5 separate regions of the Mus musculus genome follow, and regions 2, 3, 4 and 5 are each linked to region 1. Evidence: chromatin loops called from intact Hi-C (ENCODE). Cell type or tissue: heart. All regions are shown on one strand. Region 1 holds the start of Tesmin (testis expressed metallothionein like). Region 2 holds the start of Ppp6r3 (protein phosphatase 6, regulatory subunit 3). Region 3 has its middle 36 kb from the start of Gal. Region 4 has its middle 23 kb from the start of Gal. Region 5 overlaps Lrp5 (low density lipoprotein receptor-related protein 5).

Region 1 (5,000 bases):
TCTTTGATTTCAACCTGGAAAAGCAGTGGTCACATTAGAGGATACAGACATGGAGTGAAGTGATAGCACGTGGAAGACTGACGTCTAAGTCTGGGGTCAGCAGCGGAGCAAGGATTGCCCTGGCCCTCAGTCAGGAACCATTTTCTCCTTTGAGAAATAAAGCAATCTAGTCATCTGAGCAGCCTCAGGATGGAGAACTCTGAGGACGCCATCAGGTCCAGAATGTGAAGAGGACAAGAGTTGGGAACATACTGAGAGCCTGCATCAAAAAGAAATAAATAGGGCTGGAGAGGTGGCTCAGCGGTTAAGAGCACTGGCTGCTCTTCTGAAGGTCCTGAGTTCAAGTCCCAGCAACCACATGGTGGCTCACAACCATCTGTAATGAGATCTGACACCCTCTTCTGGAGCATCTGAAGACAGCTACAGTATACTTACATATAATAAATCTTTTAGAAAGAAAGAAAGAAAGAAAAAAAGAGAGAGAGGAAGGAAGGAAGGAAGGAAGGAAGGAAGGAAGGAAGGAAGGGAAGGGAAGAAAGAAAGAAAGAGAAAGAAAGAAAGAAAGAAAGAAAGAAAGAAAGAAAGAAAGGAAGAAAGAAAGAAAGAAAGAGGACCAGCAAGATAGCTCAGTAGGTAAGGGCACTTGCTACCAAGCCTGACGAGCCAAGTTTGAACTCAAGAACACACATGGTAGAGAGAGTCAACTGTTGTAGGTTGTCCTCTGACCTCTCCATGTGCACTGTGGAACATGCACCCACACACAGATAAATAAATCCAATTATAAAATAGATAAATGAGACAAAATTGCATTTACTAAGAAGCAATGGGATTTAAAAGTGGAAAGGTCCCAGTGGTTACAAAATTTACATCAGACTTGTGTGATCCAAACCTTAGAAGACAAGAAAGTACAGTTAGGTTTTGAGGAGCAGCCTTATGCAGAATTCAGATTTTACAGAAATGCAGGAAACTTACACTTTTTCTTGCTTGCTGCCTTGGGAACCTGGCAGTAGTTCATTGGAGTCTCACCAAAATGATTTCCCCCTACCCACAAACACACAATTGCTGACTTCAGCAGCAGCAGCAAATATCAGAGCTATTTATACTACAGCAGTAGTACTTTTCTAGACTGAACCTAACTGCATGAAAATGTGTGAGGAGGGTTCCTTCAGAAAGAGCCAGGAGTGCTGGCCTGAGCCTGGGATCCTAACCCTTTTGTGGGAAAGGAGGAGCAGGCATGAAGATCATGTGCAGGTACAGAGTTCAGGACCAGCCTAGGCTACATGAGACTGCCTCACAAAAACAAAAAGGTCTACAAAAGGACCTGGGTTCAGTTCCCAGCACCCACATGGTGGCTCACAACTGGTGGGTGATTTGTTTTGGGGGATCTGCCACCCTCTTCTGGCCTCCTTGAGTACTGCATGCTTACAAGGCATGTAAACAAATTCACACATTAAAAAAACCTTTAAAAAGTGTTTTAAAGTTTTGTCATGCCGGGTGTGGTGGCGCACACCTTTAATCCCAGCACTTGGGAGGCAGAGGCAGGCGGATTTCTGAGTTCGAGGGCGGCCTGGTCTACAGAGTGAGTTCCAGGACAGCCAGTGCTTCAGAGAAACCCTGTCTCGAAACCATCCCCCTCACACACACACACACACACACACACACACACACACACACACAAAGTTTTGTCACCCAATAATTAAACCTCTCTTCCACACTGGCTTATTCCCTTTCCTGTTCTTCTCATAGAGGGGAGAGGAGAGCTAGGAGGCAGAAGGTGCTGAGCCAGCTCCTGTTTAAGGTAAATCAAACTGCTGGCATTTGGAAGCACTGGAAACCAGGAGGAGGCCTCTGCCTGGGAATGAGGCTGAGTTAGAAGGTTCCTGTGGGAAGGCTAGAGTCCCACCTTCTCTGTAAATTGAGCAGGGAACAGGATTTCTGGGTTCTGAGCTCTACTAGCTGTGACTTATTGGTGTACAAAGCCAGGCTCCTGTCATCTCCACAGAGATTTAAAACAACAAAAATTCTATGAAGGCTTACTCTAGACCTGACACACTTGACTGGATGAGGAGCCCAGTTTCCCAAGCAGGGTTCTTTGGGGGCTGACCTGTGCCTGGTTTCCTTTAAAAGGTTGATTCCTTTCTATTGGCAACAGTGAGGTGTTGGGGATGTGGGTTAGTTGGGTTAGTGGACTAGCATAAGGCAGGGTGTGGTCCCAGCATTGTATCAGCCGGGTGTGGTGGGGCTCACCTGTACACCTAGCACTCAGGATGTAGAGGCAGGAGAATCAGAGGTTCTCCTAAGTTATATAGCAATTTCAAGGAATTGCTATATAGCTTAGCAATATGGTTGAGAAGCAGAATTCATCAAAACTCTACATAGGTTTAAAGAACTGTCCCTTATCTTACAGAGGGGGAGATCATCAACTGAAAAAATCCTCAATAATGGAAGTCTTTGGTGTGAAGAAAAAAAAATCTCCCAGCCAATCCCAAACTACCAGGCTGAAAACTATCTGCAGAACACGCAAAAGGCCCTGGGTTCTATCCCTAGCCCTGCTGGGGCGGAGGTGGGTGGAGACACAAGTCCAACAGGCCAGGAACACACACTGTGATGGCAACAGTTATAAGCTCTTCTAGTGTGGCACAGTCATCTGCAGGGGAAAAGGCTGGGCAGGGAGGTGCCACCTCCCTTGTATCCCTTGTGGTGCCTGAGCCTGCTGCCCGGGGCCAGCCCACAGGATAGGCACGCGGAGAGGCGGCGCGACGGTGGCCCCTGCTGGCGCTTACTGGGATCACGCGCACTCCTGCGCTTAGCGGCAACAGCGCGGGCCCGCGAGCACCGGGAAGTAACGACGATAACACGTGCACGCTGTAGGCGGGAGGCGGAGCGGCGTCGTCTGGGCTGCGGAGCTCGGGCAGCCCCGGGAAGTCGCCGAGCAGGGCGGCCGGTACCTCAGCGCCCGGCGGGGGGCTGAGCGCACGCAGCAGCGGCTCCCCTGGCTCGGTGGCGCCCAGGTAGGCGTCGGCCAGAACCGGCAACTCATCCCGATCGGCCGCACCGCCTGCGGGGCTCAGCGCCAGCCCGTCCGCGAACACACGCTCTGACCCGAACAGCTCGGCGCCCAGCTCGTCTTCGGGGCCAGTCATGGCGCCGAGCAGCGCGTCCTCCATGGCCACTGGGACCCGAGAACAGCGACACGACGCGGCCGTCCAGCTCGCCTTGCTTCTGAGAGGCTGGACGACCGTTGACCGTTAGGGAAAGGGGCGGGGCCCGTCTCTGACTGAACGGGGCGGAGCCTGGGCTGCGGTGGGTGGGGCCTCTGCCAAGATGACAGGAGCCTGGGTTGTGGTAGGTGGGTGTCTATGGTGGGCGGGGCCTTGCCATGGAGGTTGGGCTTTGGCTCTTGGTGGGCGGGGCCTGAGCATGATGGATGGGACCTGGGCTGTGGTTGGCCCACAAGGCAGCCTTTCGGTATGCTTGGATGGAGGCTGGAGGGACTGGGTATCAGCCAACCTCTCCTGCACCTAGTGGGGGAAACTGAGGCTCCCAGGTGGTGGTTCTTTCTCTCTTTTTTTAAACTTTGAAAATTTCATTGGTGAGTACTGTATTTACATCATTTTCACCCCTCCTTTTCATCTGTTTTTGTTTTTAAGTCAGAATCTTAGTAGGTAGACTTGGCTGGCTTAGAACTCTTTACGTAGACCAAGCTGGCCTGGAACTCACAGAGCTCCACCTGCCTCTGCCTCCCAAAAATTGGGGTTAAAAACATGACTAATACTCCAGGAAATTTGAAGCAGTGCTAGGTGGGAGGCCCCACCCACCCCTGTTAAGGCCCGCCCTGTCCAGGCAGAGATGGCCCCGCCCCCTTCCCTAACGGTCCAACCTGGGGGGGGGGGGGGCATTACGAAACTGAGTTAATAGGTGCTGGGAAGTGAGTTTGGGTCCTCAGCGAAAAAAAGTGCTATTAACCTGTGAGTCACTTCCAGTACATTTATCTATTATTGCTCAGGCAGTACTGGAGATTGAATCTAGGGCCTCCTACATGCTGGGAACTCTGCCCTTGAACGTGTTACCTTGTCTCAGTCTCAGTAGTTGCAATTAAAATCCTGTGCCATCAGGTTTTGCTTTCAGGGTTTTGTTTATTTACACTTAATGCGTATTTGCATATACATTTGTGGACACACCATGGCATTAATCTGAAGGAAAGGAAAACGTTCCAGAGTCGAGAGTTGTCTCTCCTTCCCTGTGCGGCTTCTGGGATCAAACTCAGGTTGTCAGACTTGGCAGCACACACCTTTACCCACTAAGCTACCTCATCAGCCATTTTAGTTTCTTGTTAGTCTGTTTGAGACAGGGTCTTGTTGCGTGACTCTAGTTGACCTGGTGATCACTATTTAGTCCAGGTTGGCTTCCAACTCATGTTTTACTTATATCTTTTAAAGGTAAGGTCTCATGTGGCCCAGACTTCCTTGAATTTACTATGTAATCAAAGGCAATCTTGAACTTCTCATTTTCCTGCCTCTGCCTACTGAGTGCTAGGATAATAGGTATGCACCACTATCATCAGCTTATTTAGTATGGGAATTAAACCCAGGGCTTCTTGCATGCCAGGCAAGCACTCTGTAAGCTAATCCACATCCCACAGTCGGCAGCAAGAATTCCTTTGCACCTTGCATTCCCATATCGTTGAGAAGGATTCTATACAGTGCTCTGGCGGCTTCTTCCAGTTAAAATGAGGCGAGCCCCGACTCAGTTACATACTATGAAAGTCTCTCACCAACTGTTTAAATGGAAGGTGAGGCTGACATCTTGTCGTGCACCAGACTGTCACAATGGCTCGTATCTCCCTATGCTCTCCTGGGTCTGTGCACACATGTTCCACAGCTGTAATAAGCACACTGCATTAAGGGCTAGCCTGAGAATCCTAGTGCATTCAATCAAAAATTGCCAAGAAAGAATGGTAAGGAGTCTCAGACACCTATCCACCAGATAAACACAGACAC
Region 2 (5,000 bases), 190 kb before region 1:
TTGACCCTGGCTGATAGTTGTTATCACTTGTACTTCTGAGAACTGGAGAGTCAGAAAGGTTAGGTCACCTGGCCAAGGTCACCCAACCCCTATATGGCCTCTGGTGACAGAATGCTCTGGTCCGTAGTTAGCTAGTGTGTACAATGGGGACTATGATGTGGATCTACTAGCAATGAACTCTTTCTGGAATCTGCTTCCAGGAACAGCTCTCTTGGAAGGTGGACTGGAGGCCAGGGTGGGTTTGCATAACTGCACAGCCCTCTCTTGTTATCCTGGTAGTGGAATTCAGAGCCAGAATGAGTGAGGTGGAGGACTCAAGCATGCTGGACCCCGTGTAAAGAACAGGGGTGGGGGGGGGTTCAGAGACTGGGAACCCGGAGAAAGCACTGAGTGTCCAACAAGGCAGGTCCTGTCTCCTCCAGTCCAAGGGCTAGGCTCTGTCATTTTCCCAGGGGATAGATGCCTAGAGGTGGCCTAGAGGAGACACTCAGGAGATAAGCTCTGTGCTCTCTGAGCTTCAGTGAAGCCTGGGCCTGGGACTGCTGGACCTACTGGAAGAGATATGCAGGCAACTGCTCCCTGTCTGAGGTGTGAGCATTGCCACTCAAGGTCTGTGTGACTCAGCTACCTCTGCTATCCAGTCTCCCATCATAGCTGGGCTCGTCCTGCCTTTGAAGCTCCAAGGCCCCACCCTGGGGTCTCTGTAACACCCTTCCCCTCCCTGCTACCAACACCCCAGGGATTTAGAGCTCTGTCCTGTCCTATGACTTACTACTTTCCCAAAAGAGTCTGTCCCTTAGCTTGATCACCTTGGTCACTTGCTTTCCAGATGGCATGGGAAGGCCTGCTTCATGAAAGACTTCCAAGACTCAGAGACTTTGTTGACTATGGTGGCCAGCTGCAGCGTGCCTGAACTTATGGTCCTGTCCACACTGAACCAGGCAGATTATTCATAGGGACCCAAGGGGAGCACCTTGGTATCTTTTCCTGTTGCTGTGATAAAATATTCTGACAACAGCAACTTTAGGGAGAAAAGGTTCATTTTGTCTCACAGGTCGAGGCCAATATGGCAGGGAAGTCAAGGGAGCAGGTGTGGGAGTCTGCCCGTCACATCACATCACATCACATCACAACCAGCCAGGAGGTAGAGAATGCTTGTGGTCAGCTCAGTTTCACCTTTTTAGACAGCCCCAGGAGAATTAAAAACCAGGATTAGCCATGACAGTGGTTAAGTGCAAGACTTGAGAGTAGGGACCCTGATGTCCAGGACCCCAGTTCTGGGGCAAGGTAAATGTGTAGTACTATACGTATAGGACACTAGCAGTTGGAAGAAATTCATGTGTAAAATTCTTCTCTGTGACAAAAGATACAGCCTGGTTTCCTTTGTATTAAGAAACCTTACATTTTGACCCCATTTTCAGGGATGCCACTCTACTTTGTCTGAAGTAATTTAATTGAAGGTCTTCGATAAAACTATGCTATGGAGAATGCGGGCATCGATCCCGCTACCTCTCACATGCTAAGCGAGCGCTCTACCATTTGAGCTAATTCCCCAGCTATAATTAACTTCCGTCGCAGGTTGTATTGTGACTCACGTCATCACCGGTTTTCCCCCCCCCCTCGTCCCCCGCGGCCGTTACCCCACCGCCTGCTGTCATTGTGTTACCCCATTGGCTTCTTCGCATCCGGAGCTACACAGCCGGGATTGGTTTGGTTCATTTGTTTTAAACTACATTGACTATGCGGATTGGTGGTCCCAAGCGTCTGTCACGCGAGGCCCCGCTGTTGCTACGGGGCAGAGGGACCCAGCCTAAGCTTCTCCCAATTTCTGACTTGTTTCTCAGACTCCGGGGTCTAGAGGTTCCGGATCCGTCAAGACCATGGGAAAAAGAATGCGCCTCTCGCGTTTGACTGACAAGACCTCAAAGCCAATCGAAGTGGAGTCGAGGGAACCGCTGGGCGGTCCAATAGGTTGTGGGGGGCGGGAGAGACAAGCCAATGATCCGTGTGAAGGGGCGGGGTCTATCCTGTGATTGGCTGCGGGGCGGCCGGAGGGAGGGCGGGGGTAACTCAAGGCCTGCTTGATACGTCCGCCATTTTGGGCGCTTCGCTGATGGTGTCGGTGAACCTTTTTCCCGCCTGAGCGCGACTAACTGCGGGTCTTGGGCGCCTCCAGGTAACTCAGGGGAGGGGGCGGTGGCGCGGAGTGTGCGGGTCGCGCGGGCAAGCGGCCGACCGATCGTGGCGGTGGTCCGGTCCCGGCGGCGTGGGGAGGGAGCGTCCCGGCCCCTTTCCCCTCCCCCCCGGAATCGGCAGCTTCGGCGGCCCGGGAGGCGGCGTCCAGTCCTGGCCAGGACCGGGCCGCCCGCTCCTGTCAGCCGGGCCGAGCGTTGGCAGTCAGCCGAGCCGACTGCGAACTTTGGACGCCGAGGTGACTCTGGGCTTGGCTCGGCGGGAGCCCAGGCGAGGCGAGGCGCGCCCCGAGCCAAGTCGGGGGTCCTGGGCGAGCTCCCCGGCTCCCGCGCCCGGGCCTTCACAGCGACTTCTCGGGATCTCCTGGAGCTTGTCAACTCGCTGGAGAGCTTCGCGAAGGCTTTTGTTGGACTCTTGTCCTCTGAGAAACAAGTTGTGTGGGTTTCTGGGCATTAGCAGAGTCATCGGAACACACAAAAACCAGTTCCGAGTCTCTCGGGGCCATCGCAGTGAATCTTCATCCTCCGCCGTTGAGTCTCTCTTTTATACAGACGCGGGCATTGGAGATTCCCTGGTGTTTTGGAGCTGAAGTGAGGAGTTACCCTTCTTGTGGCTTCAAGCACCTCGCTTTTAAAGCTCGGCTCACTGTTAACTTGGAGGTCTTTTTCTCCCCAGTCCCGTTGTCTTTCATTAGAACTTGGACTTGAAGTTGTAGGTGGGACAGAATGAGTGGTCTCGGTAGCTCTGTGTCTGTACTTCTCCACCGCATGTCCTACTGTCATTTGCCGCCTACCTGCTGTGGTCTCTTTAGAATGGGCCAGAGCTTTGTTTATGTTTTGCTTTGGCTTGGGGGAGGGGACACTTAGAAGGTTTCCTTGCATCAGAGCACTTGTTAATATGGATACTGTTTCATTTTCTTAAGTCAAGTTTACTTTGGTTTTTGCCCTCAAGGTCATGTTGCAGTTGACACAGCCCGTAAGAAAGGAACTTAAGATCTCCTTCCACTAAAATGTTCCTTGAAATTGCAAGGTGCAAGATCCCTGTTGCCAGTGGTGTTTGAGCTTTCTTATGGGCCACCTGAAAATTACATCTTCCTTTGTCACTTTCTAGTCCTGTGACCTTGGGCGAATTAGTCCTCTTTGCTGCCCCTGTAACCCATGAAAATAAGTTTGTTTCATAAGTTTATCTCATGTTAGGTCCCAATTTTATCTAACATGTTCATATTAGACTGTAACTGAGTATATATGTAAATATGTTAGCACAAAGCAGCTAGAATCGTGCTTTGTGAATAGAATCAGCTCAGTGGTGACCATACCTCTCAAATTCAACTTGATCTTGATGATTTTGTTTGTTTTTGAGGCAGGGTCTCACTATGTGGTGGGAAGATCTTTACTGCTTCTGCCTTTAATAATGGGATTAATAAAGTCATGCACCACTGCACCGGACTCATTATTTAGTTATTTTTTGAGATGATAGTAGTTTAGAATGTTCTTGACTTTCCTTTTCAGCTAAGGCTGCCTCAAATTCTTGATCTTGCTGCCTCTACCTGACAAGCATTATGAATAGAGGTGTGTACCACCACACCTAGTTCAAAATTAACTTTTAAGTGTTTAGGTACAATTAGGAAAGCCATGTGTTTAAGGATCAGCTGGGCTAAAAAAAATTACTGGAAGTTATTTTAATTTTTCCATGAGATGTTGAAAATCTATTAAATCACTTGAAAGCGTTTTGTCTAAACCAGTACTTATGCATAGAAAACACCTTCAGGATCTTAAACAGCACCCCTCCTCTGCTGCTTCTAGGCACTGCTTCTGTGTAGTTGCCCCAAATCATAATATGAGGATTTCTTAGATTTTCCTGGTTGTTATTGCAATTGAAAAGCTGCAGTCTTGAGAGCTTCAGCAAAGGTACAGGTTAAATATGCCTAATTTCTGAATGCTCTGAAACCTGACAGCTTTTGAGTATGAAACTTAGATTGTGTAGCAGTTTCTATTAGGGAACTTAAACTGGTAAAGGCTGCCAGCCTTCAGAATCTGAATCTGATGTTGTAGTCCCAACCACTTCGGAAAGGATGTGCTCAGCTTGTAGCTTGGGGAGTGGCTGTTGTTCCTGGGTGCTTTGGGACCTATCCCTCACTTCACTGTGTCTGGCCAGGGACCCTAGTGTCTTTCACTCATCCAGTTATCCTTAAATTCAGCTTTTTAAATGTCTGCTCTCTGCTTTCTCCATGGTACATGAAAAGAGGACAACTCTTGGTGATAATTGCTTAGATTGCTTTATGCACTGAGGAAGCGTATTTTAATGGAATACATCTCAAGTAGACTTGAGTATACTGATTGCTTTAACCGACTTTAGCTTTTGTATAAAGTAAAGCACCCCCTGCCCAACTGCACAAAAACCAATCTGCTACAAAAACAAGGCTTGCTAGTTTGCATTAATTGAGTACTTAAGAAGTAGTCTATAGTTGGGCAAAAAATGCATAGCACTGAAGTTAAGACTTTAAGTGGGGTTTCCTTAGCTACTTTAAGATGCCTTTTAGCAGTTCCTCTAGAAAAGTGGGTTATGACAAGTAAGCATTTCTTCCTTAAAACAGTATTTGTTAGGGTTGATAATCAACTTGGATTTTTTTATGATTAACTTAGTAGTTGAGATAGTTGAAATCTTAGATGTTACCCGTGTGTGTTGATCTATAGTTTTTCATTTTACTACATTTCAGAAGAATAAATGATAAAGAAGTCCTTTCAGATATCTGTTCAACTAAAACTCAGCACCAAGTTTACTTTCTAAAGAGGGCAGGAGCCTGGCCT
Region 3 (5,000 bases), 61 kb before region 1:
CCATATTTGTAAAGTAGGATGGTTTAATTGTCCTGTGTTGGGGTCTACTACAGCCCATGTGCCAGGCTTGGTACACCACTTGAACAGGCAAGTAAAACTGGACAAGACTGCTCTTGATGAGGACCCAGATTCAATTCCAACCTCTTCAGGCCACTCACAACCATCTATGTGTAACTCAGGTTCCAGAGACTGTCCAGCACCCTCATCTCTGTGGGCACTGTAGGCACATGGGCAACGCACTGATGCACATAGAATTACCTGTCAAGAAGCAGCTCAGGCACACACGGGAACACATGAGGGCAAACAGGAATTGTGTGGTAACACACGCCTTTATTCCCCGCACTTGGGAGGCAGAAGCAGGGAGACCTCTGAGTTTGAGGCCAGCCTGGTCTACAAAGTGAGTTCCAGGACAGCCAGGGCTATACAGAGAAATTCAGGTGCTGGTGACAGCATGAAGCATTGGGACCTCTGCTGTCACTACTGCAAATGATGCACCCATTTGGAAAGTTGCTGAGCATTTGTTCTGGCTGTTGTGGAGGTGATTTCTTAATTATGCCAGCAAACTGCCTTATAATTCCACAGCTTAGATGCTCACATGACAACATGCCCACAAAATATTTGTCCAGAGAAATTTATTGTAACTTTACTGAGATAACTATCCAGTGACAAGAAAACAGGCAAATGACAGTGCAGTCACATACTGGAGTTCTTCCCCCCCCCCCCGAACCCCCAGGAATGAACTGTGATGGGTAGTATGCCTGAACCTCAAAGTGTAGTGTAAATGGAGACCTAGCATGTGCAGGTCTACCTTTCTGCAAAGCAATGGGGCAGACCATTTTATGGTACTATAAATAAGAACTCGCAAGGAGGTGTTCTTTCATTTTCTGCTGCCATTAGCAATGCTGCAGACCGTAAGTTCTACTGAGGTTTATCTTGGCTGTGATTCTGGTCCAAGGTTATGACTGCAAGAGTCCTAACAGCCCCAGGCATCCCGTGGGGGGGGGGGGGGAAAGAACACGTGTATGTGTCCTTTTCTGGCCTCCTCAGCTAATGGGGCTGCACCCTTGTCACATCATCAGATCTTAATCTCTCTCTCTCTCTCTCTCTCTCTCTCTCTCTCTCTCTCTCTCTCTCTCACTCACACACACACACACACACACACACACCAGGCTTCATCCTTAGACACTAAAGTCAAATCAAGCCCCTCCACTTCCCCCTCAGTGGGGATTCAACTCAAAAATGACTTTTAGAGGACACACCTGGCTCAACCACAGCAGGAGGCTTGGCAGTAACGGGCGTTGGAGCTGATAACATTTGCCACTCTTACCTATGCTGAACTTTGTGTCAATACAATCGTTGGCGATCTCTAAATGGTCCTGTGATCATTTCCATCTGAGGCAGAATCTACACTTCCTCTGGGGTCTAGCCAGAGAACTGCTGTTAAAGAGACAAAGCTGTGGTTGCAACAGATGGCCGCTGTGTAGCAGGTGCTGTGCTGTGTAGCAGGTGCTTGACTCCCTTGGTGAGCTGGAAACACCTGCCCAACACCGGCTCTCTCGAGATCTCATCTCCTGCTCGTGGGAAGGAAGGGCTTGACTGCCAGCACAACAGAGCAGTGACAGCCACAGCAGTTGAGTTGACAGGCCAAAGCTAAAGGGTAGCAAGGAGGCCACTTGCTTAACTGCTGAGGAACCAGTGATCAAATGAGTCTCCAGGACAAGAACAAGAAAAGAGAGAAAAAGTAGAGAAAAGCTGAATAGTCCAGGCTGAAAGATAGGAAGCTGGGAAAGCCACAGAAGGAGAACTGCAGGCCCTAGTTGCTGGAGGAATATGGAAAAGTTGTCAAGCCTTTAGAACCAACAAGCCGCTGTCAAGCAAGGGCTGAGCAATTCCAGTGTCTAGGTTTGTACCAAATACGGAGAATCAATGAATCCCCCTGGACCTGCACAAGAACTGTAACACTAGAGGGCGCCATACACTGGTGTTCTGTCTGCGCCTGTTCTTTGTTGTCAAATGCTAACCATATAAAAAGCTGCTGGAGCACTTTGGAGCATCTCCCCAGACACCTGTAGTTTCCGAGCAAACAGAAGAGCCATAGTCAGGAAGCTCTCCAGTTCAAGGCTGGCCTGTGTACATAGTGAGAGTTCAACCCACATTGTACTCAGTGGTGAAAACCTCTTAAGTTTGCCGTGTCAGAAACACAGCTAGTACTTCTATTACACACAGTATTGAACATTCTCATCAGAGCAATTGGACAAGAAAAACCAAAGGCATCAAGCATCAAAGGAAGAATGGGGAGCAGGAGACCTCAGTGGGTAAAGCACTTGCCATACAAGCAAGAAAGCCAGTGTTCAGATCCTCGGAAGTCATACAGATGCCAGACAGGTGTGACAGCGTGCCTTGTAGGTCAGAGGTGGACTCTCCAAGCTGACTAGCTAGAAGGGTCAGATCAGTGAACCCTGGATTTAACTGAGACCCTTCCTAATGGGTAAGATGCAAGAGTGAACAAGACCCTTGACATCAACCTCAGACCTCCTGAGTACGCATGCAAACACATGCTGGAGAACAACTAGTTTTGGTTTTGATTAATTTTTAGTAAGTATACAGCAAGCCAAGGTAAGGGAATAAAGAGAAAATAAAAGATCATCAGATCAGGTGCTCAAAACTTGTAGGAGGCCGGGCGGTGGTGGGAGGCAGAGGCAGGGGGATTTCTGAGTTCGAGGCCAGCCTGGTCTACAGAGTGAGTTCCAGGACAGCCAGGGCTACACAAGAGAAACCCTGTCTCAGAAAAAAACAGAACAAAACAAAACAAAAAAAAAAAAACTTGAGGAGACAGTAGCTGGGGAGTCCTGTTAAGACAGCCTATTAAATCACCTGTTTGCAGATGTTATGGTTTGTATACAGAAAACCCTAACACCCATACAAAGCTTCTAGAAGTAGTAGGTAAACTCAGCAGAGCATCAGGGTACGAAAGACAACACACACACAAGTGGGGATAGAGAGGTGGCTCAGTGGTTAAGGGCACTTGCTCTTGAGGGGGACCCAGCTTCAATTCCTAGTACCCAGCTCACAACCCTCCCTAACTCCAGTGCCAGGGGACTCAGCACTGTTCTCCTGACCTCTACAAACGCAAGACATGCACATGGTTCACAATCATGCATGCAGGCAAAACTCTCATGGAGGGAGAGAGAGAGGGAGGGAGGGAGGCGGGGGAGGAGAACTTGTCTGTAACTGGGAATCAAGCCCAGGGCGATGTACGTTAAGTGCTCCACCACTGAACTGTGCTCCCTGTCCTTTCTCAGTGTCCAGTGGCTGGGTCTGCAATCTGAAGCCTTTACAGATGTCAGGGGCTGGCTAGCTAGGAAATGCTGGCCCAGGAGCAAGGCTATGTTAAAAGCACCTTGCACTATTTCTTGTACCTTGGTAGAAGGGAAGTGAAGGATCCAGATTAGTGGTTTTCAAAAGCCTCATTCAGCTTGTGGAGAAATATGCAGGCATCTTAGCCTCCTTGAGTGATCTTTTGACAAGGTAAGAAGCTTTTCTGCCCCATCCTTTCTCCCTGCAGCGAGGCTTTCTCTCATCCTGTGTCTGTGGACCTTGTTCTAACCCCAAGCAGTGGGCTTTGGGCCTGAGTGAACCAGTGTGCTGGGCAGGCAGTCAATAGGACACTAAGGATAGCTCGTGTCCATGCCTGTAGCATCTTCTCAGATTCTCTGCACCCCACTGCCCTGCACACCAGGGTGTAGAAAGTGAGATAGGCCCAGAAGAGCACAAGGATAGGGCTGAGAGTAGCTGGTACACTGGAGAACCTTGGTCATGCTTCCTAGCACTTCCTGGTCTTGCTGGAGCTTCCTGGCTGAGGAGGCATGGACTTCAGCTGTGGCCATGCACCCAGGCACTTCCTTTAGAGGTGTGCCAGAGGCATAGCGCCAAGCTGATAGATTCCTGCCTCTCCTATGCTGCTTAGGGCTGGTTTCCTTTTTGTTTTGTTTTGTTTTTTTCGGTTATCTCTTTGTTTATGTTCACCTCTTTTTCCTGGCAGGGAGCCACCAAGGCCTGTGCATAAGGACTTAGGGCGTGTACCTTGATTCTCACAAAACAGGTACAAGTGAGGGATTGTGATCCAGTTTATGCTCTCGTGCCTTGGCCATATTTCTCTGGCTTGTACTGAAGTCAGATAGTGTTCCAGTGAAATATTAGTTTGTTTTCTTAGATTCTTAAGACCAGGCTTGTACTGAAGTTAGATGGTGTTCCAGTGAAATATTAGTCTGTTTCCTTAGATTCTTAAGATCAAACATTTCAATTCTGTAAAAATATTTTATTATAGTTTTAAATTATGTGCCTAAGTATCTACAGAGGCCAGAAGAAGGTGGTGGCCCCCCTGAAGCTGGACTTGTGAGTCATCCAATGTATGTGCTGGGAATCAAACACCCAGGTTCTTTGTATGAGCAGCTCTTAACCACTGAGCCATCTTGACAGCCCCTATATTTTTTAATTTTCTTTTTAAAACTCTTTTCAGTGTGTAGTGTATATGCATACGTGCCCACATGTGCATTTTGAGGCCAGAAGCGATACTGGGTATCTTTATCATTTTCCATTGTATTTTTGAGATGGAGCCTTTGAGCCTAGCCCTTGCTGGTTTGTCTGACTGGGTAGTGAGCTGGAGGTCCTCCTTTTTTCTTTTTTTTCTTCTTTTCTTTCTTTCTTTCTTTCTTTCTTTCTTTCTTTTTTTTTTTTTTTTTGCAGGCCCCTCTCCTGCACTGGCTGGACAGCCATGTGCAGCCACAGCAGGCTCTTATGTGGGGGCTGGGATTAGAGTCAGATCTTTATGCTGAGATAGGTATTTAAGCAACTGAGGCATTTCCCCAGTCCCTTATTTTTCTTTAATTCTTTTTAGTCTGTAGATTTTTGGTCAAAGTAATGATATTTGAGTCCAACCTCTGACTTTGGGTAGAAAAAGCATTCTAAGCTGCCCCTAAATTGACCTAATGCATGGCCTC
Region 4 (5,000 bases), 48 kb before region 1:
ACCATCCTCTCCTGCTCCCAGAACTCCAGAAGAGCAGAAGGCTGTCCAAGAGAGTGGTCTGAAGGCTCAGAAGCCTGGCCTGATGATAGGGACCCCAGCTCAGCTGCCCTATGAGGTAGGCAATCTGGGGTCCTGATCTGACAAATTCTGCTCCAAGAAATTCTGAGGAGTCTTTGCTGCTGAAGACAGCTCCAGAGCCCACGGGGACAAAGAGCAATTTGACTTCAGTTTGGGAGCTGGGAACAGAGGTTCACAAGGAGAGACCTTGCATCTTTGAGAAACCCCTGCCCATACTACACCAGCTGTATGCCACCTCTGCCAGCCTGGGTCCTCCTGGCCTACCAGGCCAAGGTCTAAAGTCACATCAGGGCCTGACTGAACTGCTGGTAGGGAAGGAAGTTCTGGGGACAAATGGGCTTTTCCTGCAGTCACCTTGCAGTGGCATTAAGGCGCAGACACATTTTATCAGGCTAGTGTCTCACAGTCCTATCGTCATTCCTTCTGGGGACAAAGAGTCCCCAGACAACTCGCTTTGTTCTTGTGGCATTGGCGGCTGGTAGACAGGTTTTGAGGAAGCTGTTACAAAAACAGACAGCTCCAAATCCAGGGGGAGGGGCTGGCTGGTCCCCCAGGTGACATGCTCTGCTGGACCAGTGTCCCAATAGCTGGGGGAAACAGCCAAGGACACTCCCAGGAGTCTGGGTCCCCTCTCATCTGTGCCCTTCAACCTGATCTTAGATGCATTTCCCCCAAAGCAGAGCAAGGCAGCTCCAGGCTTGGAGGGCACCCAGCCCCTCTGCTCCCTCCAAACAGCAAGAGACGCCTGGAGACGTGATGGTGGCTGTGAGCCAGGGACAGCAAGAGGAGCCACCTATCCCCTCTAAGACATCATAGTCTTGGGTGACAGGAGAGGTTGAGGTAGGACTATGTCAGGGTCACCTTTGTCAGGGATACCCTTAGCTCCATGTCACTTGTTCACAGCCGTGTCCTCATTCCTCTAGAGTAAGATTCTGCTCTGGGGCAGGCCGTGCAGCAATTTGCCTGGCAACATTTTGGGGTGTTTAGTGTTGAGGGCACGGCATGCTACTGAGTGACCAGTTCCAAATGTCAGCCCTGAAATTCAGCTTCCAGTGGCAGGGTGGGCAAGGGCCAGAGACTCCAGTGCACCGAGTGCAGACAGTGTGAGGCTGCACCAGGCACTCTGCACAGTCCTCACCCAGCTTCCCACAATGTTCCCTGTCCACCTCTCCTGGGACGGCCAGCACAGGACTCTCATTCTTTAGTCAGAATAGAAGATGCCACAGCCTCCCTCTCATACCACCAATAAAGCTGGATGACCCCCAAGACTCCCAGGGCTGATGACGCTGAGGGGAGTTTTAGGGAAAACGTCCCTGCTTTCCTTCCATGAGGGCTCACTGAATGTACAGCAGCTGAGGGGCTGACTCTGCGCACAATGTGGCATCTCATTTAATCCCTACCAGAAAAAAGAGCAGTGGGCTTGGCAGGGCAGGTGCCGTGTTGGTGAACAGGAACCTGGAAGGGAAGAATTTCTGATTCTGAGCGGCTGGAGACATAGCTCCATAGCAAAGTATTTACTTAGCTGGTGTGAAATCCCAGGTTCAACCCCTAGACCCACAAAGTGGGTAGGACCAGCAGATGGCGTGGTTGGTAAGGTGCCTGCAGAACAAGCACAAATACCCAGAACCTGTCAGGGAAGCTGGACCTGTAATCCCAGCATGGGCAGGGTGAGAAGGCAGGAGGATCCCTGGAGCTCTGGGCTGGCAGTCTAGGGAGATTTGCTAAGCTTCGGGTGCATTCGGGTCCAGTGAGAGGCCCTGTCTGAAAAATATAAAGATGGAACTCTCCAGGAAAACAGCGGACACCCACCGACAACTCACGCACATCATACGCACTTGCATGCTCATGCACACCCATAGCAACAGGTATACCACACATATACCACCACAACCACCACTACTACCGCCATCAACAATAACAAAAAACAGCCAGCAAGGAGGGGTGATTTTCTGATTCTGGGCTGAGGCACACACAACCCTTCATCAGCTGATCTCAGGAGACAGCCCCCCTCCCATAGCTTCCAGCTCCATATCGTACTCCATATCATATTTCCATACCCATACATACTCCATATCGTATTTCTGCTGGGGGCTACAGGCAATCATGTCACATGCAGCTTCTGTCTTGTGACAAGCCAGGCTGTGGGTGTGGTGCTCTGGACAGGGTCCTTTCTACTTGGGGACAGCCATCTGGAAACCACACCCAGAAGCTATACCTCGAACTTATACCAGTCCCCATGGTTGGAAGCACAGTGGCAGTTCCTTCTCCCAAAGACAGGTTCAAGGACGACCATGCCATGAAACTGAGTCCAGCAGATTGCTGGATATGCATGGAGCCGACTCAGCCTCCCCGAGGAGCACAGTCCCTCACACCCCAGGTTCAGCAGAGCAACTGTGCGTCCACAGTGCCGACCACAGGGAGGATAGGCAGGGATCAGAAGGTGGCCATGAGCCAGCCGTCACCGGAGAAGCTGGGAGGAGAGGCAGGACCAGCTTCAGAGGCAGCCACACCTGACACCGGGGCATTTGGAGTTTCTGAGAGAGCCAGTGTTTGTTCCTATATATAACACGGGCCGTGATACTGCCACAGTAGCCACGGGAGATGAACCTACAAACCCAGAGCACCCCAGCTACCTAGCCAGACCCAGCAAAGGTTGTAGTCCCCATTGTGGCCGGTGGGGGCGCTATTGCTCAAGTGAGCTGCCACCTGCACCCGGTCACATGGAACAGCTAAGCTCTGCTCTGTTCACACATAATGTGAGCACACCTCCAGCTCCCCCACTTAGACTGCCCAGTTTGTGGGCTCATTATAGGACCTCCTCTCTCACCCAGGTCCCCTACCCTGTTCCTCAGGATTCACAGTGGCTTAGCGCAGAGGTTGGCAGGACCTAGAGCACGTTAATAGATTGGGTTAGGCTGCAGGAGGGAGGGCATCCTGGCCACACTCAGCCACATACAGTCTGGACCCAGAAACCATTCACTAGGACTCCTAAAAAGGCTGTCTTAACAGGCTGAACATCTGAATCCTCTAGACCCCACCAGAAGACTCATCCCAACTCCCCATGGCAGGAACAAGGAATGTTACTATGAAAACTCTCCCCAGAGGAAGGCTGAATCCCAGGAGTGGGCCAGGAGACCCTCCTGGGTCTGGGATGTGTGACTTTGGAATAAGAGCTGATTACCCCTACCAGCACCAGGGCTGGCTGAGCAAGCACTGGATGTGGCTGCTGTGTCCAGGTAGGACGTTAACAGCAGAGGGCTTTCAGATCCAGGTATGGGGCGGGCTCATAGCCAGACCTCACCACACTCCAAGACAGTTAGTGGCTCCCATTGGCTGCCAGGTAGAGGTGGACCCAAGCCACTTGTCGGGAGGCACTTGTGCACTTGGGAACATATTATGGTCTGGCCACAAGAATCAGGTCTTTATATACAATCTGGATGCTAGAGGCTGGAAGTAGAAAATTCAGGGGCAAGAGGGCATGAATGTGCAGGTGAGGATTAGGACAGGGGAGGGGGTTGGGGAGACAGGGGTGGAGAGGGAAGAGCCACCAAAGCAGGGAAAACAAAACGGGGTGTTGCACAAGGAGAAACCAAGGGGAGGCTGGAAGAAGACTGAGGCTTTCTAGAAGTGAAGAGGCAGGGGAAACCCTGAAGGACAGGAACTCTCCGTTCATTATGAGCCAACCCTGACCATAGGTTGCTTTCACCAATAAAGTTTTATTGGCACACAGCCTTGTTTGTTCAGGCCTGTGTTGCCTGTGGCTGAACTGTGACAATGACTACTTAGCCGGTTGTCCTTGGCAGAAAACATTTTCTGGCCTCAGAGTTAGAAGCATGGTTGCTTCCCACTCTGCCAACCCTCAGACTTGACAAGAACCAGGGACAGGAGGTGGCTGTGCCCCAGTGGCCTGAGGTCCCACTGCATCCTGAACCCTTGGTGTGTCCTCCACTCCCACGGCAGTCTGGCTCTCCCGGGAGGGCTAATTTCTCTGGAATTTTCTCAGCTCAAGTTCATAATTCTGGCAAATGGTCTTGAAATGTATTTCTAATAGTTTCAAGGGAGACTCAAATCTTGTTAGGTGATGCCAATGTGAGTTTAAATATAAATCTCCACTTGCCTGGAACACTTTCAGTTATTAAAATTATCCATGGAGAGGCAAATAAAGACATAAAAATGTAAATGAGCAGAGCCTCTGCCAGGCACTGGGGTCTCATCCAGGCCAATGTGAGGGTCTCGCCCTTCATCATGGCCATCAGCCCCGCCCTGGAGTTTCCAGAGTCAAAAGAAGAGCCTGGGCTATGGCGGAGGAAGAGGCTCATGCCTCAGCCACATTGTACAAAAAGGAACAAAAGCAAAAACCCAGATGTGAATGCAGCCACAGGACAGCGCAGTGCCCAGCAGGACAGCGCCTGGCAGGACACAGCCTTCATCCTGTGTTCAGAAAACCTGTCACCACTCAGTCTCAATGGTCCAAATTACCGATAATTTCAGCACAAAAATCAGACCATTACTCGCTACTGCGAGATCGCGTCTGTCCTTTGTTGAAGAGTGAGAGGTGAGTCTGTTCTCTGCAGACAGAAGAGGCGTGGAGTGGGGGCGTTTCTGATGTCCCTTCACCCTTTTCCTGGAAGATCTGAGGCTGTCAAATGGATCTGCCAGACTTCTGTTGAAGCCATGAGCTGTGACCTGCCCCCAGCAGGCTCACATGTGGCCCCAGAATGATTTCAGGAGACTGACATCAAGCATAGAGCCCACTGTGGATCACATAAAATTCACTGAACTCAGGCTGGGACACAGGGGTTGGGGAGATCAGAGCAGGGGCAAGTCCAGAATGCATAGCTCAGAGCCTTTATGCTGACTTTCGAGGTGAGGCCTTGGGTGGGGCCCTGGGTAATGAGATGAGCGCCGTTCTGATAGGTTTC
Region 5 (5,000 bases), 200 kb before region 1:
GTAAGTTAAAGCCCTGCACTCAGTGCACTGAGCATAGTCACAGGTCTGCAGACCTGCACATCGAAGTGGGATCCCCAGGAAACCACAGAGTCAGCTCTTCAGAAGCAGCTAGTGTAGTGTGCTCAGAGTGCAGTATTCAAAGAGCACGGAATACAGATGCTAACTAAGTCAAATGGGACTCTAGGAGCTATGTATACCTGTGAGTTCTCTGGGCATTATTATTGTATTTTGAGATAGGATCTGTTCCACCATGGCCTTGAACTCATCTTTCTGCCACAGTCTCCCTAATACCTGAGATTACAAGTATGCACCGCCACTCCTGGCTTTCATGGGAGACTCTTTATGTAAGCTTGGAGTCAGAATTTATGGGTTTATAAGGTATGAACTTAATTTTCTCTAAGAAGGAAGTGGCTTTTCTTATTTTTTATTTTTAAACTTCAGTTTTAGGTCATTGTGAATTTATGCTCAACCCCAGGGGATAATATCTCCCACCCCAGGTTCTCACATGGTAAAAAGCCACATACATGCAGTCTAGTAGCATAAGCAGGACCTAGACAGGATCCTGCAAATGTGGATTTTAACAGCTTACACACGTGCAGGTTGGCACTCTAGCTCAGTGGTAGAGCGCTTGCCTCTCATGACTCTAGCTCCAGATTCAGTCCCTAGTACCACACATATTGAGAATAGCATATTGAGGCTAGTTGCCAGGATAGTTTACCTGAGCACTGTGGCTCATGCCTCTACTCCCAGCACTTGAGTGGCTGACTCTGAGGATTGCCATTCGTATGAGCCAGCCTGGGATAAATGGTTAGAGCCTGTTTTAAGAATAAAATTTAAGGGGCTGGTGAGATGGCTCAGTGGGTAAGAGCATCTGACTGCTCTTCCGAAGGTCAGGAGTTCAAATCCCAGCAACCACATGGTGGCTCACAACCATCCGTAACGAGATCTGACTCCCTCTTCTGGAGTGTCTGAGGACAGCTACAGTGTACTTACAATAAATAAATAAATCTTAAAAAAAAAAAAAAAAAGAATAAAATTTAAGCTGGGTGTGGTGATGCACTTGAGAGGTAGAGGCAGGCGAATTTCTGAGTTCGAGGCCAGCCTGGTCTACAGAGTGAGTTCCAGGACAACCAGGACTATATAGAGAAACCCTGTCTCGGAAAAATAAATAAATAAGTAAACTAAACATAAAATAAAATTTAGCAAATCTGTGTGCACCTTGGGAGGCTGAGTTCAGTGCCAATCTGTTCTGCATAATGATTTCCAGGCTAGCCTATTTTACACAGTGAGTTGGAGTTTAGCTTGGTTTACATAGTGAATACCCGGCCAAGGCAGGGCTACATGGTGAGACATTGCCTCAGATAAAGAAACAAACACACAGACAGAGAAGTAAATAGGACCAAGTGAAGTAAAGCAGTTGCTCCTGAAGAGCCTTCTCAGAGCCTGGCATTTGATGGTAGCAATGCTTATCCAGCCCCTGTGCTCAGACATTACATGTTAGCGCATCCCTAGGAAGTGTGTGTGGTGACCACAGCCTGGCTTATTCCTCAGTGGGTGTAGATGAGATGCCTGTTTTTTCCTTGTCACAGGTGGGGTCACTGGGAGCTGTCCCAATCTTAGTACCTCAACCTTGGTACCTATCTGGGTGTCTTGGTTTGTCATTTTGACCTCTTTTGCTAGAGGGGACAGTTCCCCTTCATGCCAGCAGAGGGCCACACTTGCAAGACTGCTGCTGTCAAAACACAACTAGTCTAGCGTAGGATTAAGCACTTGGGAGGCAGAGGCAGGCGGATTTCTGAGTTCGAGGCCAGCCTGGTCTACAGAGTGAGTTCCAGGACAGCCAGGACTACACAGAGAAACCCTGTCTCGAAAAAACCAAAAAAATAAAAAATTAAAATTAAAATACGTGTCACAGCCAGGCGGTGGTGGTACACGCCTTTAATCCCAGCACTTGGGAGGCAGAGGCAGGGAGATTTCTGAGTTCGAGGCCAGCCTGGTCTACAAAGTGAGTTCCAGGACAGCCAGGGCTATACAGAGAAACCCTGTCTTGAAAAAAAAACAAAACAACAACAACAACAACAACAAAATACGTGTCACTTTGAGGCTAGCCTGGTCTACAGAGTGAGTTCCAGGATAGCCAGGACTGCACAGAGAAACTCTGTCTCGGAAAACAAAACAAAACAAAACGTGTCACTGTGAGGAAATACCCAACACAAACAATTTAAAGCGGGATGGGGGGGTAGGGGGGAGTGGTTTATTTTGGCTCATGGGTTCAGGGATTCAAAGGTTTCAGCCTAGAGTTTTTTGAACCAAACAACATGGTGGTAGGAGACGGGGTGGAGGGCAGAACCGCTTCATGAGTTCAGACTGGAGAGAAAGGGGCACAGAAAGGAGCTGAGGCTAGGTCTTCCTCAGGAACCTACTTCCAAGTAGGCTCTGTCCTCCTTTTTGCCACTTCAAATGCTTTCAGACCATGTTTCATCTACCATTGATCCGTTGACTAGGTCCTGGCACTCAGGATCTGATCAGAGACATACTTAGAGGGGTCTGTCACCAAGCCCCCAGCAAAGCACATCTCACAGTCCAGTTTGTTGTCTTCCCATCACAGTCAGTGGTGAGTGGCAATGTGCACAGCTTCTTGAAAAAGGGGTGAGCCACCACCTCTACCTCCTTCTCCAACCTCTGTATTGGTTAAAGCTCCAGCAGGGACTTGGGGCATCTTGAGTAGGAGCCAGGTCACAGGGAATGGCAGGAGATACAGGAGTGAAAGTCAAGTGCAGCCAGTGGGAGGTATCTGAGGGAAGCAGAGAGAGAGGCACACAGCCTCTGCAGAGAGACCTACTGCTGCTGGGCTCAGGGCTAATGGGAGTGCTCTTGCTGACACTGCCCCCTACTGGCCAGCACAGTAATGCTGAGAGGGCCGAGGACATCTGGTTGAAAGCACTTTGGTCTCCATGCCTCTGATCAGCACCTTTGGGGAAGATGGCTGATGCCACCCCTCTGCTTCCTAAGTTTCACTAGCTCTGGAAGGGTTCTGGGGACCACAGGCAGAGAATAGAGCTCCAGACCCCAGGCTGGCAAGCTGAGTAAATGATTCAGCCAGGAGACGCTTGGAGTAACCCGTCTCCCTCCCTCTCCTCAGATCCTGAACCCACCCCCGTCCCCGGCCACAGACCCCTCTCTCTACAACGTGGACGTGTTTTATTCTTCAGGCATCCCGGCCACCGCTAGACCATACAGGTAGGAGCTTGTCCTCGCCTTCCCTACTAGTGAGAAGGGCCTTGTCTCCGCCTTCCTCCATGTGTGTCCCATGGGCTCTGTCTATGCTGTTTGCCTCTCCTTGCTGGGTTTGTGGGGTGTGGCTGAGTGTGAGCTCAGAGCTGGTTTTATACAAGTGAATACATACATAATGGGCTTCTCCATTGCTTGAGACACCTGGAGCACGGCCGGCCTTGAAGGAATCTAGGAAAGGATTCGCTCCCCCTCCCTCCAGTGCTGTCTCACTGCATGGAAACGAGTGCTTAGGCTCTGCTGTGTCTCAGCTCAGCCATGGCCCTGGTCAAAACCTGACTAATGTAACCTCCATTACGATGATTTTTCAATTGTGTGTGTGTGCCTGAGAAGAGGCCAGAGGCATTCCCTGGAGCTGGAGTTACACACAATTGTGAGCTACCTGATGTGAGTTTTGGGAATCAAATTCTGGTCCTTTGTAAGAACTATACATGTTTCTAACCACTGAGCCATTTCTCCAGCTAAAGGGTGATTTTTGCTCCTTTGTTAAGACAGTGGCCTATCTGAGCTGGAAACCCCAAAAGCGCTCAGCCAGACTCCAACCCACAAGTTACCTATATTGGGGTTCTCAGACCGGTTCTCCTGAGTGAGAGTGGTGCTGTGAGCATTCCTAATACTGGGGTGATGCAAATAGCTTACTCTTTTTCATAAGACCCCAATGGTATGCCATCAAAAATTCACACCAGAGAACCAGTAAGTCTATTGGTCGGTTTGTCTTAGAGGGGTGCAGGGGCCCCTGCTCTGTGTCAAAAGTCTTTATCCACCACCACAGTATGCCTTTAGGAAATCTTTCTTTTTTTTTTTTTTTTTTTTTTTTTTTTTTTTTGGTTTTTCGAGACAGGGTTTCTCTTTATAGCTCCTCTGGCTGTCTGTCTTGGAACTCACTTTGTAGACCAGGCTGGCCTCGAACTCAGAAATCCGCCTGCCTCTGCCTCCCGAGTGCTGGGATTAAAGGCGTGCGCCACCACACCCGGCTCAAGGAGCAGCCTTGTACACAGGTGGCTAGGCACACATGTGAACTTCTTCTGTGTTCCTTCTAGGCCCTACGTCATTCGAGGTATGGCACCCCCAACAACACCGTGCAGCACAGATGTGTGTGACAGTGACTACAGCACCAGTCGCTGGAAGAGCAGCAAATACTACCTGGACTTGAATTCGGACTCAGACCCCTACCCCCCCCCGCCCACCCCCCACAGCCAGTACCTATCTGCAGAGGACAGCTGCCCACCCTCACCAGGCACTGAGAGGAGTTACTGCCACCTCTTCCCGCCCCCACCGTCCCCCTGCACGGACTCGTCCTGACCTCGGCCGTCCACCCGGCCCTGCTGCCTCCCTGTAAATATTTTTAAATATGAACAAAGGAAAAATATATTTTATGATTTAAAAAATAAATATAATTGGGATTTTTAACAAGTGAGAAATGTGAGCGGTGAAGGGGTGGGCAGGGCTGGGAAAACTTTGTACAGTGGAGAAAATATTTATAAACTTAATTTTTTAAAACATACCTGCCATTCCTTTGTGCCTCGTGAATATTTGAGTATTGAGCCTGTTCCCAAAGAACGGATTTCACCCCACTGGATGGCCGCCACCGGGTGAGCATGTTCCTGGGCATGGCTGTCCTTCTATCAAGCCCCCTTAGGCAGACAGAGGCTGTGAACTGACCTGTACAGAGCATCGTTCACATGCTGCTCAAAGGCTCAGGTGGTTTC

Evidence for each region. Peaks named below come from ENCODE experiments on the same cell type or tissue, not always from the same donor. Only the 100,000 strongest peaks of a DNase experiment are listed, where the experiment ranks them.
Region 2: a loop joins it to region 1, with 3 times the contacts of the local background. A loop is called at or near these places in 7 of 42 quality-filtered maps.
Region 3: a loop joins it to region 1, with 5 times the contacts of the local background. A loop is called at or near these places in 21 of 42 quality-filtered maps.
Region 4: a loop joins it to region 1, with 2.3 times the contacts of the local background. A loop is called at or near these places in 16 of 42 quality-filtered maps.
Region 5: it touches region 1 in a loop (2.2-fold over the local background); 7 of 42 quality-filtered maps call a loop at or near these places.

Annotation. Positions count from the first base shown.
Region 1 is chr19:3,387,117-3,392,116 of GRCm38, reverse strand. Tesmin (testis expressed metallothionein like) reads right to left here and starts at 3,260. Exons shown (of 9, transcript NM_001039657.2): 1 at 2,784-3,260; 2 at 1-14. The coding sequence starts at 3,167. In heart, CTCF peaks have their summits at 1,391 (motif pointing left) and 2,782 (motif pointing left); DNase peaks (open chromatin) are centred at 2,796 and 3,296; H3K4me3 peaks cover 999 bases; H3K27ac peaks cover 942 bases.
Region 2 is chr19:3,572,817-3,577,816 of GRCm38, reverse strand. It overlaps Ppp6r3 (protein phosphatase 6, regulatory subunit 3), which reads left to right and starts at 2,068. Exons shown (of 24, transcript NM_028999.1): 1 at 2,068-2,176. n-TAagc9 (a tRNA gene) reads right to left here and starts at 1,554; the gene lies at 1,482-1,554. In heart, no CTCF peak of the experiment used is centred here; DNase peaks (open chromatin) are centred at 776 and 1,896; H3K4me3 peaks cover 2,889 bases; H3K27ac peaks cover 3,307 bases.
Region 3 is chr19:3,448,372-3,453,371 of GRCm38, reverse strand. No RefSeq gene overlaps it. Among named protein-coding and RNA genes, the nearest start is that of Gal, 36 kb to the right of the region's middle. In heart, a CTCF peak has its summit at 1,962 (motif pointing right); a DNase peak (open chromatin) is centred at 1,990; H3K27ac peaks cover 201 bases.
Region 4 is chr19:3,434,833-3,439,832 of GRCm38, reverse strand. No RefSeq gene overlaps it. Among named protein-coding and RNA genes, the nearest start is that of Gal, 23 kb to the right of the region's middle. In heart, CTCF peaks have their summits at 1,643 (motif pointing right) and 2,748; no DNase peak of the experiment used is centred here; H3K27ac peaks cover 500 bases; H3K27me3 peaks cover 484 bases.
Region 5 is chr19:3,584,623-3,589,622 of GRCm38, reverse strand. Lrp5 (low density lipoprotein receptor-related protein 5) reads left to right here. Exons shown (of 23, transcript NM_008513.3): 22 at 3,143-3,240; 23 at 4,332-4,798. The coding sequence ends at 4,593. Among named protein-coding and RNA genes, the nearest start is that of n-TAagc9, 11 kb to the right of the region's middle. In heart, CTCF peaks have their summits at 1,695 (motif pointing right) and 2,890 (motif pointing left); a DNase peak (open chromatin) is centred at 2,882; H3K27ac peaks cover 182 bases.